2 separate regions of the Homo sapiens genome follow, and region 2 is linked to region 1. A link is an interaction called in ENCODE POLR2A ChIA-PET data of the cell type or tissue named here. Cell type or tissue: GM12878. All regions are shown on one strand. Links, peaks and the distances in the headings refer to the core of each region. The heading gives the core; the rest is flanking DNA. Region 1 overlaps SLC25A29 (solute carrier family 25 member 29). Region 2 overlaps WARS1 (tryptophanyl-tRNA synthetase 1).

The links. ChIA-PET counts read pairs that join two places held together with the same protein. Peaks named below come from ENCODE experiments on the same cell type or tissue, not always from the same donor. Only the 100,000 strongest peaks of a DNase experiment are listed, where the experiment ranks them.
Region 2: POLR2A ChIA-PET joins it to region 1 with 5 read pairs; 7 of 35 experiments call an interaction of 5 or more read pairs at or near these places.

What each region holds. Positions count from the first base shown.
Region 1 is chr14:100,295,911-100,298,714 of GRCh38, forward strand. The region is part of intron 2 of SLC25A29 (solute carrier family 25 member 29); the gene reads right to left. Among named protein-coding and RNA genes, the nearest start is that of SLC25A29, 9.1 kb to the right of the region's middle. In GM12878, for the core only: no CTCF peak of the experiment used is centred there; a DNase peak (open chromatin) is centred at 1,531.
Region 2 is chr14:100,355,266-100,358,069 of GRCh38, forward strand. All of the region lies in intron 4 of WARS1 (tryptophanyl-tRNA synthetase 1), which reads right to left. Among named protein-coding and RNA genes, the nearest start is that of WARS1, 19 kb to the right of the region's middle. In GM12878, for the core only: no CTCF peak of the experiment used is centred there; no DNase peak of the experiment used is centred there.

The DNA of each region.
Region 1 (2,804 bases), core at 16-2,515:
AGGCCGTGTGCTTCAGGACGGTGGCTGTGGTTCTGGGCGCTATAGAGGAGATCCAGATCTTGGATTCTTTCAGTCCCAAGGGCCTGGGGGAATAAACTGTGACTGTCCCAGCCATGAGATAGTCTGTGGCCATGTGACAGTACGGACTGACACAGACTCGGGTGGCCCCTGATGATCCTAGGGTACAGCTGCAATTATATTCAACCAGGCAAAAGGGACCCGTGGTGTTGGAAGTGAGGACAGTGGGCCAGGCCTGTCATCCCAGCACTTTGGGAGGCCAAGGCAGGAGGATCACTTGAGCCCAGTAGTTTGAGACCAGCTGGGCAACATATCAAGACCCCATCTCTACTAATAACTTCAAAAAAAACATGAGCTAGGCATGGTGGTGTGTGCCTGTAGTTTCAGCTACTTGAGAGGCTGCGGTGGGAGGATTGCTTGAGCCTGGGAAATCAAGGCTGCAGTGGGCTATGATTGCACCACTGCACTCCACCTAGGGTGACAGAGCAAGACCGTGTCTCAAAAAAAAAGGAGGAAGTTAGGCCAGTGGAAGCCTCAGAAGGGGAGGGAGGAGTTGATAGGAGCAGGAGGGAAGACTTCCAGAGGGCTGGCCATGTTCTGTTTCTCCTGGGTGGCAGCTCGCCACGCATGTGTTTTGCGACGACTTGTACACCTAGGATGTGTGCACTTTCCTTCTTTTTTCTTTTTTGAGACGGAGTCTCATTCCGTTGCCCAGGCTGGAGTGCAGTGACGCGATCTTGGCTCACTGCAAGCTCCGCCTCCCGGATTCACGCCATTCTCCTGCCTCAGCCTCCCGAGTAGCTGGGACTACAGGCACCCGCCACCACGCCCGGCTAATTTTTTGTATGTTTAGTAGAGACAGAGTTTCACCGTGTTAGCCAGGATGGTCTTGATCTCCTGACCTTGTGATCCGCCCGCCTCAGCCTCCAGAAGTGCTGGGATTACAGGCATGAGCCACTAGCCTGGCCAGGATGTGTGCACTTTCTATATGTGCTGGACCTCAACTAAAAACAAACAGTAGCCAGGCGTGCTGGCACGTGCCTGTAATCCCAGCTACCCAGGGGGTTGGGGGGGGAACCGAGGCAGGAGAATCACTTGAACCCAGGAGGAAGAAGTTGCAGTAAGCCAAGGTCGCGCCACTGCACTCCAAACTGAGTGACAGACACAGACTCCATCTCAAAGAAAAGAAGTTCAGCTTTTTAAGGTAGGTATGTCCAGATGTGATGCTGCTGGAGCGACAGAGTGGCAAAAACAAAAACAAAACAAAACAAAAGGATCACATATAGATCTTCTCAAAGACCACCCTCCAGACGCCAGTGAAGTAGGGTCTGGGGAGTAAAATCTCATGGGCTGGAGAAACTCCTGTCCCTGAGTCACTTCAGGGGTGCTGCTCGCGGGCTCAGTGGCTCAGGACAGCAGAGCACCAGAACGAAAGTGCTCCCAGGCCTGCCAGGGGCTGCCTGAGGGGGCCGGGCAGAAGCCCAGCAGGTCTGGCCAATTCATAGCTCAGAGAGCCCAGGCCTCCACGGAGCTGGAAAGAGGAAGTGAATGTGAAGCACTTCTTGGCTGCGAGAGGCGTTCACAACACATGACCACGAGACATAAACACAGTGCAACGTGGACACTGCCAGGCTGTCCTGGGCTGCTCTGGCCTGGGGGAGGCTTCACGGGTGGCCTGGCTAGGCAGCGCGTGGGCATGGCTGGGGCCGGGGGCTGTGTGGGCAGGCTCTGCACGGCCTCACTCTCGGCAGGCCGGTGCAGCAAACGTGGGGCCGCTGCCTGCCAAGAAAGCCTGGCCCTTCAGCCTCCTCCCCAAATTGGCCTACAGTGGATAGAAGAGTTGTGGTTTTCAGAGCTAGCATTTAATCCAACATAAATTATGCTGTTGAGCACTGGCACGATGACAACGTTTGAGCCCAAAGATACAGGGACCTGCCCAAGGTCATGCAGAAAACCGGCTGGCAGAGGGGCCCGGACCTGCACAAGGCCCAGGGACAGAGCTTTTTAAGGTCACAGCCAATGCAAAGGCCAGACCCTCACTCTTGTGCTGGATGCAATCCACCCCTTATGGTAAGTCACTGTCTCTGCCAACACACACCTAGGCTCACCAGAAAAGGAGACTGGAAGTCTCCCGCAAACCCAGCTCAGGGTGCGCATCCTGCCTTGCCGTCAGCTGTGCCTTTGCTCAGTGGGAAGAGCGGCCACGTGTAGCGCTGCCAGCAAGCACAAGGCTGGTCTGGTGCCTGCCACTCACAGCTTGCCCTGGGGCCAAGGAAAAAGAGCAAGGAAGGGCCCCGCTGGGCTACTTTCAGAACACACAGCCCAACCACAAGCGGAGGGTGGGGGGTTTATTGGGGAATTTCCAGCTGGAGGGCATAGATTTCCTTGGTTTCCGTTCTGGGGGTCTGAGAACCTGGAACTCCGGTTCATGGAGGTGTGGGGTGTTATCAAGGAACCGGCTAACAGGGCCCTTCCTCAGGCCTCTGGCACGTGGGAAACCATCACTGGATTCTCTGTAAGGATGATCACCACTCCGTGAAGATCATGTTCATGGGAGATATGAGTTTTGGTTTTTTTTGTATTTTCTCTCTGAACTTTTCTTTCTTTCAAGGAACTGTTTGGGAGAGTTCTGCATGGGAACATGTGGGTGCCCTTGCTCTGGGTGGGAGAAAACCTCAGCACCTCGGTTCCAGCTGGCCAAGCCCAGGATGGACTTGGCCATGAACCCAGCATGTGGATCAGCCCCAGCTGGGAGATGCCAGGACAAAGCAGTGAGGAAGGTTCAA
Region 2 (2,804 bases), core at 202-2,701, 60 kb after region 1:
GCTGGAGTGCAGTGGTGTGATCTCTGCTCACTGCAACCTCTGCCTCCTGGGTTCAAGCGATTCTCCTGCCTCAGCCTCCCGAGTAGCTGGGCATAGTAGGCACCTGCCACTATGCCCAGCTAATTTTTTGTGTTTTTAATAGAGACGGGGTTTCACCATGTTGGCCAGGCTGGTCTCAAACTCCTGACCTCGTGATTTGCCTGCCTCGGCCTCCCAAAGTGCTGGGATTACAGGTGTGAGCCACTGCGCCTGGCCGGGAATTTGTATTTTTAAAAAGCTCCGTGAGGAGTTCCAATGTTCAGCAGGGTGGGAAACCAACGCTCGAGGATGAATGTCCTTTGTTTCTGGGTAAAGTGTCCCCAAATACAAGAGGAATAACTACCTTTTCCAGAGGTCTGGATAGGAGAATCTAGAGAACAGTATTCTGAAAGTGACTTCTCCTTATATTCCCCAAGCCAAGGGTCAACATTGCTTATCTCTGGACAGATACAATTGTGGGTGTTCTGGTTTTTGGGCTTAGTTTTCATTTTTTTTCCCCATGAAATGCTCACATACTGCTTTTGAAATAAGGAAAGAAAATAACCCATAATTTTGGAAGGAAAGAATCCTTCTTTGGTTCTCACAACTAACCATATGGGCTTACAGAAGAGAAAAAAATGTAACTGTGCCACGAGCTGCTTTTCTTGTGTTTATGTGGAGCATCTGAGAACTCACTGTGTGCTCGGTCCTGGGGTGAGGTGCTCCTGACAAGCGTGCAGAAATTTACTGGGTTCCAATTTTGAGATCATGTTTTATGAGGATGGATTCCAGCAGAGACTCATTCAGCTACTAAGGGAACCCAGTTACCTGCCCACCACTTGAAGCTTGACTGTGCATAGTAGATCTCATTTAATCCCCAATTTTACAGATGACAAAATTAGACAGAGGGGCAGTTTGAAATTTGAGAATGGGCAAATGACTCAGGTCCTATGCTTTCCTAAGCCAAGAGGCTACAGTATTACTATACTGCAGTTAATAAATAAGTCACAAAGGCAGTGAGAAGAACCATGCCATGCTAAGATAAAAAATGCTGACTACAAACCAACAAAATTAGTAAACTTTGAACCAAAGTGACTGGGTGTGTGTGTGTGTGTGGGGGGGGGTGTGGAATAAAAGAGAAGACTCAAACGGCCAAAATCAGGAATATAAGAAGGGGTATTACTACTGACCTTATAGGAATAAAAAGGATTACTACATAAGGGAATACTATGAATAACTGTATACCAATACATTAGATAACCTTGATGAAATAGACAAATTCCTAGAAACAAACTACTGAAACGAACCCAAGAAGAAATAGAAAATATACACAGATCTGGAACAAACAAAAAGACTGAATTAGTAATCAAAAAACTTCCTACAAAGAAAAGCCCAAAACCCCATTTTCACTGGTAAAGTCTATCAAATGTTCAAAAAAGAATTAATACCAATCCTTCCCAAGCTTTTCCAAAAAAAATTGAATAAGAAATACTTCCCAACTCATTCTATGAGGCCAGTATTACCCTGATACCAAACCAAAGACATTAAAAGAAAACTACAGACCAATATCCCTTATGAACACAGATGTAAAAATCCTCAGCAACTCACAAACCAAATCCAGCAACATATAAAAAAGATTATACACTATGATTGAAAATAAATTGATTTTCAACACCATGATTAAGTGGAATTTGTTCCAGGAACGCAAGGTTGATTAAACACGCAAAAACCTATCAGTGTGATACACCATACTAATAAAATAGAGGCCAAAACCCACATGATCATCTCAATAAACACAGAAAATGCATTTGATAAAATCTAACATCTTTTCATAATAAAAACACATGTTGAAGGGTATATAGAAAGCCCACAGCTAACATTATACTAAATGGTGTATATTCAGTCTTTACTGAAAGTTTTTCCCCTAAGATCAGGAATAAGACAAGGATGCTCACTTTCACCACTACTATTCAACATCCTATTGAAAGTTGAAGTCAGAGAAATTAGGAACGAAAAAAAAATCCAAATTGGAAAGGAGGAAGTAAAACTGTCTCTAATCATAGGAGATACAATCCTATATGTAGGAAATCCTATCGAATCTGCAAAAAGAAAAAAAGCATTAGCGCTAATAAACTCAGCAAAATTTCAGGATATAAGATTAATACACAAACATCAATTGTATTTTTTTTTTTTTTGAGAGGGAGTTTTGCTCTTTTTGCCCGGGCTGGAGTGCAATGGCACGATCTCGGGTCACTGCCACCTCTGCCTCCTGGGTTCAAGTGATTCTCCTGCCTTAGCCTCTTGGGTAGCTGGGATTACAGGCGCCCACCACCATGCCTGCCCAATTTTGTATTTTTAGTAGAGATGTGGTTTCACCATGTTGGTCAGGCTGGTCTCGAACTCCTGACCTCAAGTGATCCACCCGCCTCGGCCTCCCAAAGTGTTGGGATTACAGGTGTAAGCCACCGTGCCCGGCCATCAGTTGTATTTCTATATAGTAGCAATGAACAATCAAAATGAGATTAAGAAAATGCCATTTAGAATAGCATTAAAAAGATAAAATTCTAATGAATAAATCTAAGCAAAGAAGTGCAAAACCTATACACTGAAAATTACAAAACATCAATGAAAGAAATCAAAGAAGTGAAAAGACATCCCATGTTCATGGATTAGATGAATTAATATTTTAAGATGGCAATACTCCACAAATGAATCTACAGATTCAGTGCAATCCCTATCAAAATCCTAGCTGCTGCTTTTGCAGAAATGGAAAAGCTGAAATTCAT